Linked DNA regions of Homo sapiens: all the other regions are linked to region 1. The links are chromatin contacts, found by Hi-C or POLR2A ChIA-PET in ENCODE. All regions are on one chromosome and are shown on one strand. The core of a region is the stretch at or near the end of the contact, and the rest is flanking DNA. Distances in the headings are between cores, read along the strand shown. Region 1 holds the start of PPP3CB-AS1 (PPP3CB antisense RNA 1). Region 2 has its middle 23 kb from the start of DDIT4. Region 3 holds the start of PSAP (prosaposin). Region 4 holds the start of COMTD1 (catechol-O-methyltransferase domain containing 1). Region 5 holds the start of KAT6B (lysine acetyltransferase 6B).

What was found. A loop is a pair of places that touch in the nucleus more often than their neighbours do. ChIA-PET counts read pairs that join two places held with the same protein, here RNA polymerase II (POLR2A). Pooled maps may share reads with other maps.
Region 2: a pooled map shows a loop between it and region 1 (6-fold over the local background). The contact joins the enhancer-like site here to the promoter of PPP3CB-AS1 in region 1. A Hi-C loop is called at or near these places in 1 of 50 pooled maps. POLR2A ChIA-PET finds 5 or more read pairs at or near these places in 3 of 52 experiments (Panc1, activated T-cell and activated naive CD4-positive, alpha-beta T cell).
Region 3: a loop to region 1 is called in a pooled map, with 10 times the contacts of the local background. The contact joins the promoter of PSAP here to the promoter of PPP3CB-AS1 in region 1. A Hi-C loop is called at or near these places in 1 of 168 maps with a recorded cell type or tissue (CD8-positive, alpha-beta T cell) and 5 of 50 pooled maps. POLR2A ChIA-PET finds 5 or more read pairs at or near these places in 1 of 52 experiments (AG04450).
Region 4: a loop to region 1 is called in a map of B cell, with 17 times the contacts of the local background. The contact joins the promoter of COMTD1 here to the promoter of PPP3CB-AS1 in region 1. A Hi-C loop is called at or near these places in 2 of 168 maps with a recorded cell type or tissue (B cell and naive thymus-derived CD4-positive, alpha-beta T cell) and 8 of 50 pooled maps. POLR2A ChIA-PET finds 5 or more read pairs at or near these places in 2 of 52 experiments (RWPE1 and activated B cell).
Region 5: a loop to region 1 is called in a map of CD8-positive, alpha-beta T cell, with 8 times the contacts of the local background. The contact joins the promoter of KAT6B here to the promoter of PPP3CB-AS1 in region 1. A Hi-C loop is called at or near these places in 2 of 168 maps with a recorded cell type or tissue (CD8-positive, alpha-beta T cell and naive thymus-derived CD4-positive, alpha-beta T cell), 1 of 37 single-sample maps with no recorded cell type and 9 of 50 pooled maps.

What each region holds. Positions count from the first base shown.
Region 1 is chr10:73,494,438-73,497,137 of GRCh38, reverse strand. PPP3CB-AS1 (PPP3CB antisense RNA 1) reads right to left here and starts at 1,386. Exons shown (of 5, transcript NR_132104.1): 1 at 1,321-1,386; 2 at 655-996. It overlaps PPP3CB (protein phosphatase 3 catalytic subunit beta), which reads left to right and starts at 1,114. Exons shown (of 14, transcript NM_021132.4): 1 at 1,114-1,333. The coding sequence starts at 1,249. RefSeq lists enhancers at 908-1,097, 1,588-2,047 and a silencer at 1,178-1,527.
Region 2 is chr10:72,295,969-72,298,668 of GRCh38, reverse strand. No RefSeq gene overlaps it. Among named protein-coding and RNA genes, the nearest start is that of DDIT4, 23 kb to the right of the region's middle. RefSeq lists enhancers at 190-279, 1-548, 1,200-1,499, 2,504-2,700 and a silencer at 570-839. Within about 2 kb of position 1,333, at least 39 of the 41 ENCODE cell types and tissues checked have a DNase peak (open chromatin) inside an H3K27ac peak, as active enhancers do.
Region 3 is chr10:71,849,913-71,852,634 of GRCh38, reverse strand. PSAP (prosaposin) reads left to right here and starts at 1,384. Exons shown (of 14, transcript NM_002778.4): 1 at 1,384-1,453. The coding sequence starts at 1,414. RefSeq lists enhancers at 1,173-1,703, 1,704-2,234, 2,626-2,722.
Region 4 is chr10:75,234,541-75,237,240 of GRCh38, reverse strand. It overlaps COMTD1 (catechol-O-methyltransferase domain containing 1), which reads left to right and starts at 1,284. Exons shown (of 7, transcript NM_144589.4): 1 at 1,284-1,406; 2 at 1,498-1,625; 3 at 1,869-1,974; 4 at 2,063-2,181; 5 at 2,249-2,303; 6 at 2,498-2,631. The coding sequence starts at 1,313. RefSeq lists silencers at 1,036-1,330, 1,366-1,505, 1,666-1,745, 1,876-2,165, 2,326-2,555.
Region 5 is chr10:74,825,252-74,827,951 of GRCh38, reverse strand. It overlaps KAT6B (lysine acetyltransferase 6B), which reads right to left and starts at 1,352. Exons shown (of 18, transcript NM_012330.4): 1 at 1,167-1,352. RefSeq lists silencers at 887-1,286, 1,977-2,176, 2,287-2,386, 2,497-2,666 and enhancers at 1,502-2,273, 2,274-2,700.

The DNA.
Region 1 (2,700 bases), core at 137-2,636:
CTTTCCCTTCCCCTGTGGTGTTATGGCCCTTCCATGCCAGAAAGATCCATTTTCACCTGTGCCTCACTCCCGAGACTCTTCCCTCTAAAAAATAGCTTGTGGGTTCCCTTTTTGGAAAAAATCCATTGTTGGGTCTTTCCCTTCCTCTTTTCCTGGGGTCTCAGGATAGAAATTGACACAAAGAAGAGGTAGAAAGGTACTCCTTGGACCTTCGGACTACTACTTACTTACCACCATGCATTATGAACAGATTCTGAGCACATGTATTATTGAGCAGGAGGATGGGCAGGAATTGGTTGTTCCATCCCACTTGGATCCTGCACCATCAAGATATATAGAGCTTAGTGGATATGCTGGTCCCTGTCCATGATTCAACATATCTCCTGGTGTCGTGGACACACTCATCTAATAATTTTTGATGAACAGTCAGTTCTTGCCCCTCTACCCCCTTTCCCATGAGTGTCAGTCACCGTGGTCTCTATAAAGGTTCCATAAGTCACCTGGGCCCAGATTCTGTGCATGTGCAGAAATAAGGAATTAATTTCCAATTCCCTATTTACTCCTCTGCCTTCCAGGAGGAGGTTGTATCCTTTTCAGGTGAATTCTTCAGATTCTTTGCACATCTCTTGGTGTCATCCCCTTTATTCCCCTTACCTGTTTTGACAAACTATGGCGCCTAAATTGCTCTAGCTGCAGTCTTATTCTGTGCTTTCAGACTCTTGACAATTCCAGACTCTAAACACAAAGGCCAGAATTCTCTTTCAAACTCCATTTTGGATGGTCCCTTCTCCACTCTAGAACCTACAATGCTTCCTCTATTCTCTGGTCCCCTACCAACCCTTCAGTATTCAGATCTGGTAGCTAAATCGTTATACATTTCTCTATTAGTAGGAGATCCTGAGGTTTAATCACGTCTTCTCAGTTTACTGGGAATGCCATGAGAGCGGGTGTGTTTCCTCGCAGTCGTTCGATCGCAGCACCTCCTCATTCTTCATTCTGCATGCAAAGAATTTTAACCTGATCCCTTGGCCTCGTCCTGTTTCTCTCCTAGCTTCAGTAATTTTGCCCAAGTCCCTAGAGCCTACCCCGCCCCCACCCCCGCACGCGCAGTGCATGCCGGTCTTAGCCCCTCTGTAGGGAAAGAGGGTCCGCCATGTTCCCCGGCGGCGCCGCCGCTTGGCTCTGGTAGCCGCCGCCCCCGCCCCCAACCCCGCCCGGCCCAGAGCCTAGCCGAGCCCCGGGCCCAGCATGGCCGCCCCGGAGCCGGCCCGGGCTGCACCGCCCCCACCCCCGCCCCCGCCGCCCCCTCCCGGGGCTGACCGCGTCGTCAAAGGTGAGAGGTGGACGAAACCCTGGGGGCCTGGCCTGAAGAGCTAGCTGTGTGTGAGGGCGGGCGGGAGACCGTCCCCTCGGGAGTGGGCCCGGAAGGGCGGGCGAGTGACTGGCTGCCTCCCTTGGGGAGTGGCCCCTGGGCGGGCCCCTGCTGGGCAGGGCTGAGTCGGTGGCAGTGGTTCCGCGGTCTCCCGGTTGCTTTCAGGCCGGGGCGGAGGTTTTGCTTCCGTGGCTTCCTAGCCCAAGGGGTGAGGCTGTTAGCTGCAGTGAGCCCGTTTTCTCTTCACTCGGCCTGTCAAAGCGGCGCAGGGGCCGCGATTAGCTTCCTGCCCCGCGACAGCTGCACTTCTGGCTTGCCGGGGCGAACCGAGGGGCTCGGAGACCTTCAGCCACGCGAGGCCCGCCAGTGAGCAGTCAGAAATCACCTCGGCTTTGGCCCACGCCTGCTCCCCGGTGACAGTCGTCCGCCCTATCCGCGTCTAGCTGGCGACAACCGCAGGGGTTCACTTTTGGCCGTCAGGTGCCACCCGGAGCAGAAATTAGGGGAACCTTGTGGGATTGGATCACGGTGAAGGGTCGGGGCAGGAATTGGAAGGCCAGCCTTTATAGTGCAGAAAGGGAGAAAAAGCAGCATAAACGAAAAAAAAAATTCTTGTGGATAGCAAGTATTTACTTAGAAAACCATCAACACTTTGGTCAAAAGGAGTTACCCCTCCCTTACAAACACACACCCACACATTCATCCTAGACGAAAAAGTTAAATGTTTCTCAGCCAGGGCAGAATTTATGGATGTTTACCCACAACAGGTCAGCAGATTAATTTAAAATAGAGAAATTGAGGGCTAATTGAGAGTTGCTTAAGATTCCAAGCTTCCTGGGAGAGCCTACCAACCTCAAACACTGCTGTGGAGGTGAAAAACAATTGAAATGATTCTCTTTACCATGTAGCTTGATTGATAAATTGAAATCGTAGAATGAACTTTTCCTTATTTGTATTGTATTTATTTTTAAAATATAGGTACTTTTGTTTTCATTCAGCTTCTCAAATACACTGGCACAGTATTTAAACACCGTTAGCCTACTTTTTGAAATCTGACTCATATGTTTCCATTAAAATATTTAAAAACAAGGAAACCTTTTTTCTTTTTTTTTTTTAATTAAAAATTTTCAACCTGAGCCTTCTTCGGTTCTTAAAAGAATAATACTAATTTGGCCTGGCGTGGTGGCTCACATCTGTAATCCCAGCACTTTCGGATGCTGAGGCAGGCGGATCGCTTGAACTCAGGAGTTGGAGACCAGCCTGGGCAACATGGCGAAACCTTTTCTCTACCAAAAATACAAAAAATAAAAATTAGCCGGGCATGGTGG
Region 2 (2,700 bases), core at 84-2,583, 1.2 Mb after region 1:
AGGCAGGGGAATGACCCTGGTGATCCTTAGCTCTCTCTTCCTGCGGGACACTGAAGGACAGTGTGAGACCCACAATTCAGCGCACCTGCTCACCTTGGTTCCCCATCCTGCCCTGGGTGGGTCTTGGCTTGGAAACCCTAATCCGCTTACTAAGCACCGACCCCACTCCGTGCCCTGCCCGTGCCATGTCCACTCCACTGCACTGAACTGGGTTTCTTTGTCCGTTTCAGCAGACCCTCCTCATCGTGTCCCTCTTCCAGGCAGCCTTCTCTTATAAATTTTGGGCATGCTGGGACTTGTCTACACTGTTGGCAATTGTCAAGGCTTTAGGTCCGAGTTGTTCCTCAACTTCTGACCCCCACCTCATGCTAACAGGACTGGGGCCACAGCGCGTGACTGCAATGTGGCCAGTCCTGGGAGAGCCGGCCTCGCCCCGCGGGGAAGCGGGCGGCCCCTCCGTTGCCATGGCAGCCGAGAGCACCCCCACGAGGCTCCTCATTGGCCACCAAGTCGAGGTCCCGCCTCCGCCATCAGAAGGGACCAACCAAGGCAGACCGGGTGCGACCCAGTTGAGGGATTAGCGGGTGACGCATCTCTCCCAGTCCCTCATGGAGACCCGCGCGCCCGCGATCCTACGGGCGCAGCCGTGGCCCTGGGTCGGGGTCACGCTCGCTGGGCGCGCCTCGGGCGGGGCTGGGGAGGTGCGGAGCTGGGGGGCGCCGCGGGAGGAGGCCACTCAGGCCGCTGGGGAGGGCCGGGCTGCGGCTGGGAGGTTTCCGAGGACGGTCAGGCGGAGGCGGAGGCCGTGCAGGAGGCGGAGGAGGAAAACTATTAAGGAAGGGGGTGGAAGGGCCCCGCTGGCTGAAGACCGCTGAGCTCAGGCGGTGGTAGGACCCTGGGCACGGAGTTGCATGGAACCCTGTTCGAATCCTGCTCTGCACCCGCTTGCGCTGTGGCCTCGCGCACGCGAGCCTTCCTGCCCGGGGGAGCGGGAAGGAGGGAGGGGAGCGGCGAACATCTACTTTGTGCCGATCCTTTTGCTGAAAACCCTAGTTTTCTCTCCAGGATTCCCTCAAAACGACCCTGAAATAGGTGGATGCTATCCTTAGCCCCATTTTACAGATGAGGAAACAGGTTCAAAGGAGGCTACGTGAGAAAAGCCTCGAGTGAGCTCAGTTCCCAGATGTGAGAATGATGTGGCCGGGTTGGTGGTTATCTGCGGGGGGAAGTAGGAGGTGCCCTGCCCACCCCCACGCTCAGGCATCCTGGCCGGCCCGGAAGGAAGAGTTCGTGCCAAGCCGTGAGACTCGGTGGTTTCCTGCAGCAAATCTGCGTCAGGCTCTCTCTGGGGGGTTAACCGCCGCAAACTGGTAACAGCGTCAGAAAGGGGAAACCGAGCTTTATCTGCGGAGGTCCCTGGGCCAGGGACAGCAGATTAAAGAACATGGAGGCAGGGCGCGGTGGCTCACGTCTTAAACCCAGCACTTTGGGAGGCCGAGGCCGGAGGATCGCTTGAGACCAGGAGTTTGAGACCAGCCTGGGCAAGATAGGGAGACCTCTTCTCTAAAAATAAAAAATAAAGAAGATGGAGCCCGCCCCTCGGGAAGGAGGGAAGGGAGAAAGTGTTTCTAACTCCTTATTGTCCTTTCTCTTCTTTTCTTTTCTTTTTTTGAGATGGAGTTTCGCTCTTGTTTCCCAGGCTGGAGTGCAATGGCGCGATCTCGGCTTACCGCAACCTCCGCCTCCCGGGTTCAAGCAATTCTCCTGCCTCAGCCTCCTGAGTAGCTGGGATTACAGGCATGCGCCACCACACCCGGCTAATTTTGTATTTTTAGTAGAGATGGGGTTTCTCCATGTTGGTCAGGCTGGTCTCAAACTACTGACCTCGTGATCCGCCCGCCTCAGCCTCCCAAAGTCCTGGGATTATAGGCGTGAGCCACCGTGCCTGGATCCTTGTTATTTCAAAACAGGCTGAGGTTCCCTCTGGAAGCCCCATTTAAGAACAGACCCATGGCCGGGCGCGGTGGCTCACGCCTGTAATCCCAGCACTTTAGGAGGCCGAGGCGGGCAGATCACCTGAGGTCCGGAGTTTGAGACCAGCCTGACCAACATGGAAAAAACCCCGTCTCTACTAAAAATACAAAAGTAGCCGGTCATGGTGGCGCATGCCTATAATCCCAGCTACTCAGGAGGCTGAGGCAGAAGAATCGCTTGAACCCAGGAGAAGGCAGAGGTTGCGGTGAGCCGAGATCGCACCATTGCACTCCAGCCTGGGCAACAAGAGCGAAACTCCATCTCAAAAAAAAAAAAAGAAAAAAAAGAAAAGAAAATTCACCATATGAATGTCAGACTCTTAATGATGCAAATGCCAGAAAACCTGACTCAAACTGATTTATGCTAAAAAGGGAATCTACTGGCTCAGGAAACTGAGAACCCCAGGCATGACTCGATCTGGCGACACCACGACGTCATGAAGACTCATTTCCCAGAGTCTTTGTACTTGTTTGTACTTTGCCTTTGCTGTCTTGGGAAGTGTTTGGGCTCCATGAGCACCTGCTGCAGCTGCAGGGGCACATCATCCCAAGTTCCAGTTGAGTAGAAAGAGGCTCTGTCCTTGGGAATTGTGACACATGTCCCGGGTTTCACTGTAACTGGACAGTTGGGGTCATGTGACCACACAGATACCAGGGGCAAGGCAGG
Region 3 (2,722 bases), core at 135-2,634, 1.6 Mb after region 1:
GGCCTTAGTCCCTGGGGTTGTTCTCCAGAGCGGATTGCAGATTGGAGGAAGTTGGAGGAACTGTAGGTTTGCCCTTCCTGGGTCAGGAAACCTGGCTTCGGGCCAGGTTCTATCTCTACCTGTTGTGTGACCTTGGATAAACGTCTTGCCCTCTCCTAGGCTCAATGTCCCTACAGGTAAATGACCTCTAAGTGCCTGCCCTAAGGGGCTAAGATTCCCCTCCTTTCCCTGCCTTGCGGTTGGCAGGTTCTTATCCTTCTGGAGAGGGTCATCATCATTCTCTGTTCAGGTCCTGGCAGGGGCAGCCACAGGCAGAGGGTCTTTGGGTCTTAATTTCTGAAGGCTTCCATGTCACATAAAACGTTGATTACATAAATTTGTTATGCTTTTCTCTTAAGCTGTCTCGTTACAGGAGTGTTGGTTGTGACTCTTATGATCTCTTATGATGGGTGAGGAATGGTATTACATCTTTAACGGTACCACAATGTGAGGCTTAAAAGTTTTTTGTTTTTTTTTTTTTGGTGATGGGAATCTCTCTCGCTCTGTGGTCCAGGCTGCAGTGCAGTAGTGCGATCTTGACTCACGGCAACCTCCACCTCCCGGGTTTAAGCAATTTTCCTGCCTCTGCCTCCTGAAATAGCTGGAACCACAGGCGAGCGCCACCACGCCTGACTAATTTTTGTATTTTTAGTAGAGACAGGGTTTCACCATATTGGCCAGGCTGGTCTTGAACTCCTGACCTCATGATCCGCCCGCCTCGGCCTCCCAAAGTGTTAGGATTACAGGAGTGAGCCAGCATGCCCAGCCCAGACTTGCCTTTGACCAGGTGCCACCACCTGCCCCCACGTGCCCCTGGCCAGGACTGAGCCCTGTACCCTGTTACACGACTACTTATTCTATGTGAAACCCCAAGCTATTCTATGTGAAACCCGCTACTACAATGGGCTAATTTTTTTGTATTTTTTTTTTTGTAGAGATGGGGTTTCACCACGTTGCCCAGGCTAGTCTTGAACCCTCCGCCCGCCTCGGCCTCCCAAGTGTTGGGATTACAGGCGTCAGCCACCGCGGCCGGCCAACAATGTGGAGATTTAAAAGGTATTTTACATATATAATCTCTGACCTATTCAATTAGTAGGGCTTTTCTTTTATGACCTTTCCCTTCCCTTTCTCCAAGTTCTTCCTCACTCCTCCCCATAGCCCTTCCTTTCGCCCCTCCCATTGCCCCCTCCTATTGGCCTCCCCTTCGCGCAGGCGCCCTCAGAGGCGCTGAGTCAGGGCGCTGTTGAGCTCGGGCAGGCCCGGATGGGGCGGGGTTAGCGCCTGCGCTCTGGACGGCTTTGGGGCAGGGCAGATTTATATCTGCGGGGGATCAGCTGACGCTCCGCATTGCAGACTGCGGAGTCAGACGGCGCTATGTACGCCCTCTTCCTCCTGGCCAGCCTCCTGGGCGCGGGTAAGCCCTGGGACCCTCATCCTGGGGAGGAGGTGCCTCGCAGCGTCCATCTGCCCCAGAATGGGCTGTGCCGGGCCTGGCCCCTCTGCTCCCCCTGCCCTAGTTGGCAAGGGGGCGCGCGCACTGCGCAGGCGCGTTCGCTGGCTTTCTCTGGCTTTCTCTGGGCGGCTGGGGGCTGCGGGGGGCGGGCTGCGAAAATGCCCCCGGGAGGACGGCCCAGGCCCTGGGCAGCATCTCCTTCGGGGCTCGAGTGGGTTCCTGCGCGGCTGGGGCCCCGAGGCCTTCCCTCAGGCTGCGCTTCCCACTGTGGGGGTGGGTGAGTCTTGTAGGGTGACCCCTTGGGCAGCTGTGTTGTGCCTGTGCTGGGCGCACGTGATCGAGGTGGGCTGGAGCCCCGTCCCGCAGGACACTTTGGCCGTTGGCTTCAGTTGCCTGTTTGTAAGGGTAGCGAAGCTGCAGGAAGCACATGTGTATCATCTATATTGACGTTTGCATATGTATTTACTCTGGATTCTAGGTGTTGACAAAACGAGTCAAACTCTGTAAAAATATTTTGAGATTTATTCTGAGGCAAATATGAGTGACCATGGCCCGTGACACAGCCCTCAGGAGGTCCTGAGAACATGTGCCTAAGGTGGTTGGGATACAGCTGGGTTTTACATATTTTCGGGAGGCACGAGACATCAATCAAATACATTTAAGAAATACGTTGGTTTGGTTCAGAAGGGCGAAACAACTCAAAGCGGCGGGGGGCTTCCAGGCCATAGGTAAATTTAAACATTTTCTAGTTGATAATTGGTTGAGTTTATCTGAAAACCTAGAATCAATAGAAAGAAAGTATTCAAGTTAAGATAAAGGATTGTGGAGACCAAGTTTTATTGTGCAGAGGAAGCTCTCAGGTAGCCGACTAAGAGAGCGAGCACGTTGTAAAATATTTCTATGGAAATGAAAGGGTGACTGGCTCTTAGTTGATTATCTCCTGGATCTGGAGAGGAAGGAAGGAAAACATAGGGGAAAGGGGATTCTCTATAGAATGTGGATTTTTCCCACAAGAGACTTTGCAGGGCAATTTCAAGGTATGGCAAGGAAATATATTTTGGGGTTAGATATTTTGATTTTTTTTTCCTTGTCTTATAAAATGTTATGCCAGAGTCAGATTGGAAAGTAAGTCACGATATATGGGGTCAAATAAAACCCATCTGATGAGAGTTTATGGTTTGTAGGGTATGATTCCTACACCCCTTAGATAGGAATTTGGGCAAGCTAAAA
Region 4 (2,700 bases), core at 35-2,534, 1.7 Mb before region 1:
CAGCTACTTGGGAGGCTGAGGCAAGAGGATTGCTGAGCCTGGGAGCTCGATGCTGCAATAAGCAGTAATCTTGCCACTGCACTTCAGCCTTGCCAGAGACCTTGCCAAAAAAAAAAAAAAGAACACCAACGCCAGGCACAATGGCTCAGGCCTGTAATCCCAGCACTTTGGAAGGACGAGGCAAACAGATCACTTGAGGCCAGGAGTCTGACACCAGCCTGGCCAAAATAGCAAAACCCGTCTCTACAAAAAATACAAAAATTAGTTGGGTGTAGGGGTGCGTGCCTGTAGTCCCAGCTACTCCAGAGTCTGAGGCAGGAGAATCGCTTGAATCAGGAGGTGGAGGTTGCAGTGAGACCAGATTGTGCCACTGCACTCCAGCCTGGGTGACAGAGCGAGACTCAGTCTCAAAAAAAAAAAAAAAAAGGACAGCGTCAGCGTCTTTCACCTCCTCCGGAGTTTGGCGCATGGTAGGGGTTCAATCAGTGTTCTCTGGACAGTGTTTCAACAGAACAACCTTGCAAGGGAGCTTCACCGGCTTTCTCCCCAAGATGTCTTCATTCCAACCTACCAACATAACAGCAGCTGCCACTTATGTATTGTGCTACTGTGTGCGAAGCTGTGGGATCTGGTGCCTTTTATGGTAAGATTGTAGGCCTCATTTTACAGGAAGGAAACTGAGGCTCAGAGAGACTGGCAGGACCAAGATTAGACACTCGTATCCATCTGGCCCCCAAAAGCAGGATTTTAACAGCTAAGAATATGGTCTCAGTTCCACAGGCCCACCCCAGGGCTCCTGAACCCCAATTCGAGGCTGCATGCCCTCAAACCAGTTCCCTCACTCCTTCAGCCTGATGCTTTGGGGCATCTTGTCCAGGAGGCCTTCCCCCTTTAATCTCTATCTCTTGTACTTGTGACTATCTTGTAACTTACACTGGCGCCCTCCATACACAATTCACATATGCCCCCAAGGGGCCTCAGAATAAATGGTGGCGAGGAGAAAAAAGCATTGGCAGGAGGGGAATGGAGGCAGGCACCTGGACTGCGGGCACAGGCGGGAAAATTCAGATCTAGGCGCTTGGCCTGCTCCCCGCAGGGGCGCAGTTCCCGGCGCGGCCACCAGATCGCGCCCGGCTCTCTCGGGCGGGGCTTGCAGTAAGGCTGTGTGGCCGCCAGATGATGCCCGAGACCGCGGCTCCGCGGGTAGTGCCCCGACAAGGTGGAGCCCGGCGGGCCCGCGAGTCCGAGACCTGTCCCAGGAGCTCCAGCTCACGTGACCTGTCACTGCCTCCCGCCGCCTCCTGCCCGCGCCATGACCCAGCCGGTGCCCCGGCTCTCCGTGCCCGCCGCGCTGGCCCTGGGCTCAGCCGCACTGGGCGCCGCCTTCGCCACTGGCCTCTTCCTGGGTGAGCAGGACCTGGTCCCGGCGGGCGGGTGGGCGGGCGCAGAGTAGGGCGCGGCGTGGCTCAGGTTAATCCAACACCCTCTCCCCGTCAGGGAGGCGGTGCCCCCCATGGCGAGGCCGGCGAGAGCAGTGCCTGCTTCCCCCCGAGGACAGCCGCCTGTGGCAGTATCTTCTGAGCCGCTCCATGCGGGAGCACCCGGCGCTGCGAAGCCTGAGGCTGGTCAGCAGGGCGCGGGACGGAAACGGGCGTCCCTCTCGACCCCTGCGGGTCCCACGTGGCTGTGTGACCTTGGGCTGGGCCCTGGCCCTCCCTGGGCTTCCGGCTTCCCTGGGCCGGGTGCGGTGGGCGTTCCGAAGGGCCAGTCCCCCAGGCCACGCCCAGAACCGCGCCCCTGGGGCTTGGGACCCCCAGGGCGAAGGTGGGTGACCTGCATGGCTGGTGCCACCCTCTCCTTTCACGCAGCTGACCCTGGAGCAGCCGCAGGGGGATTCTATGATGACCTGCGAGCAGGCCCAGCTCTTGGCCAACCTGGCGCGGCTCATCCAGGCCAAGAAGGCGCTGGACCTGGGTAGGGGCACGCGGCCGGGATCCCGGAGGGCCGAGGTTTCCGGGCCGACCCCCACTCTGGGCTGAGCCCGTCTGTGTCCTGGTCCCAGGCACCTTCACGGGCTACTCCGCCCTGGCCCTGGCCCTGGCGCTGCCCGCGGACGGGCGCGTGGTGACCTGCGAGGTGGACGCGCAGCCCCCGGAGCTGGGACGGCCCCTGTGGAGGCAGGTGAGCGCCCGCGCCTAGCTCTGCAGCCCCAGGCGGGGGCGCAACGGCTGACCCGCTCCCTCCGCAGGCCGAGGCGGAGCACAAGATCGACCTCCGGCTGAAGCCCGCCTTGGAGACCCTGGGTGAGCACCGAAGCGGGAAGGGCTTTGAAGCCATTCATTGCAAACGAGGCTGCTGTGTGGCCGAGCTGTGACTGGGCCTGCCGGGCAGGTTAAGGGCAGGGCCGGTTGTCACAGAGCCCGGGCCGGCCTGGGAGGGGCCTCAGGGCCGCCGGGGCCGCGGACTCAGCCGCACCTGCCCTCCCTCCCCCCGCAAGACGAGCTGCTGGCGGCGGGCGAGGCCGGCACCTTCGACGTGGCCGTGGTGGATGCGGACAAGGAGAACTGCTCCGCCTACTACGAGCGCTGCCTGCAGCTGCTGCGACCCGGAGGCATCCTCGCCGTCCTCAGAGTAAGGGATCCACTGCGGGGGAGGAGAAAGCACCCTGTCGGGCCGGGTCCCCATCTTTTCCCTTGACTC
Region 5 (2,700 bases), core at 103-2,602, 1.3 Mb before region 1:
GTCGCCATAGCTCACGTCTGTAATCCCATCAGTCAGGCAGAGGTGGGCAGATCACTTGAGGCCAGGAGTTCGAGACCAGCCTGGGCAACATAGTGAGACCCTTTTCTCATTTTTATAAAAAATAATAAATACAGCCTATCAAACAACTTGTCTCCCAAACTAACACCTTTCTCTGCCCCATCCTCACCCCTGGCACAGTCCACCAAATCACATTCACCGAAAATTACTGTACAGCTCCACCCACTTTCTTCACACCTGCCGCCTTGTCCCACCCCTACCAATCCCTTGTCCCCAGGAGATTTTCTGCCACAGATTTTGCAAGTTCTAAGCAGCCTCTCTCCCCTTCCTTCATATTTAAGTTTGCTCTGCTGTCTTAGCATCATCTTTCAGAAACTCTCCCAAGCACAACCATCCCATCCTTCCACGTTTTTAAAAAATACTTCATACCCCAAAGCTAGCAAACCTCCTTCTTATTCCAACATGCGATCCACCCAGATACCTCTTTCCCATCACTGCAATCGTACCTGCTCCTCACATGCGCCTCAATGCCTCCCCAAACCCCTCAACGCCTCCCCAAACCCAACACTCTGCACCGCTTCAACTCTACTCCACATCCACCACACCCAAACCCACCTACTCTGCGCCCAGACAACTGCAATCTCGCCTTCGGTATCATCTCACCTGCCCTCACACACCCCTCGGTCCGCCTTCCACTTCTCTCAAATTGCATCCCTCCCTAACTCTCCCTCTGCACCTGCTTCTACACCTTCAGCTTCTCCTCCCACCCAACCCTCACTAGTCTTCCTCACACCCTCGCCGGCCCCCCACCGCTCCTACCAGTTCACTCCCACTCAGAAATTCCCTCTCAGCCCCCGCCTTCCGACTCCCCGAACCCCGCCCCCACCCGATCCCGCCCCGCCCCCCTCCGCCCTCGAGCCCCGCCCCCTTGCCCTAGAGCCCTGCCGAGGGGCGGGGCCTGTCCCTCCTCCCCTTTCCCCCGCCCCCTACCGTCACGCTCAGGGGCAGCCTGACCCCGAGCGGCCCCGCGGTGACCCTCGCGCAGAGGCCTGTGGGAGGGGCGTCGCAAGCCCCTGAATCCCCCCCCGTCTGTTCCCCCCTCCCGCCCAGTCTCCTCCCCCTGGGAACGCGCGGGGTGGGTGACAGACCTGGCTGCGCGCCACCGCCACCGCGCCTGCCGGGGGCGCTGCCGCTGCCTGAGAAACTGCGGCTGCCGCCTGGAGGAGGTGCCGTCGCCTCCGCCACCGCTGCCGCCGCCGCCAGGGGTAGGAGCTAAGCCGCCGCCATTTTGTGTCCCCCTGTTGTTGTCGTTGACATGAATCCGACATGACACTGATTACAGCCCAATGGAGTCTCATTAAACCCGAGTCGCGGTCCCGCCCCGCCGCTGCTCCATTGGAGGAGACCAAAGACACTTAAGGCCACCCGTTGGCCTACGGGTCTGTCTGTCACCCACTCACTAACCACTCTGCAGCCCATTGGGGCAGGTTCCTGCCGGTCATCTCGCTTCCACATAAACACACCCCTCGACCCATCATCCCCCCCTCCGGCACCACCCCGGGGGAGGGTCCACTGCCAATACCAATCAACAGACCGCTGGGTCCGCCTCTTCCGGGCACCTATTGGTCCAGCCCTTTTTCTCTCTCCTAGATACCGCGCCACCTCTACTTCCACCTACCCGCCCCCTCCACCTCTAGGAAAGGATTGGGTCTACTCGCAGCAGAGGAGCGTAGCCTTATTGGCTGCAGACGACGCCAATCAGGAGGCCTTTTCCCTCTCCCCTCCCCCACTCAACCCCAAACCCCCTAGCCCGCAGCTAAAGTTTGTGTGAGAGCTGATCGCTGGCGGCGGCCGCAGGATTTAGGGGTGGGCGCGGGCGGGCGCGCGCGGGCGGGCACGCGAAGTTAAAATTCGAGGTTCTCAGTCGCCAGCTCCTTCGGTGGAGTGTGCGGACGGGCGCGCCGCCCGGAGCGTTCCATCCCGCCCCCTCCTCCACCCTCTCTCCCGTCCCGTCCCGTCCCGGGCGACTACTCGCCCGCCCCCTGGCTCGCATCCTTCCCCCCCCAACACACCCCTACCCTGCCAGCCCCAGGCCGGGTGCAGGCAGAACGATGTCGCTGCAGCCTCCTCGCCATCCCATGCCTCGGGGGAGCAAGCCCCTACCCACCGGGCGTGCACCCCCCGGCTCCACACTCGCCCGTGTCTGCAAGCACGTGCACCGCTCGCCGCTGCCTCCGGCCACCCGGGTCCCCGGCTAACCTCGCCTGCAGCCCGGCCAATCGCTCGCTGCCCTTTGTTGCTGCAGCCTGGGTCTCCCCGCTGCCTTCCTCAGCCTCCGCCTCGTCCTTTGCCAGCCGCCCGGGTCCGCAGCGCCGCGCTCCCCCCGCCCGGGACCCACCGCCGCCGCCTCCTTCTCCTCCTCCGCCTCCTCCTCCTCGGCTCCGGGCTGCAGCGCACAGAGCCCGAGGCAGCGCCGCCCAGCCCCGCTCCCCCCGCGCCGCCCGCCAGCCCGCCCGGCCTGGCCGGGGGCGCAGCCCGGACCCCGCCCGCCCCAGTCTCCGCCCCGGGGGTACCTGCCTCCGCCCCGGGGGGCTCCTCTCGCCGCCCTCGGGGGAGGGCGGAGACGCTGGTGTCCGCGGGAGGATGGGGACGCCTGGGCCGTTTGGGGCGGGGAGTGTGCCC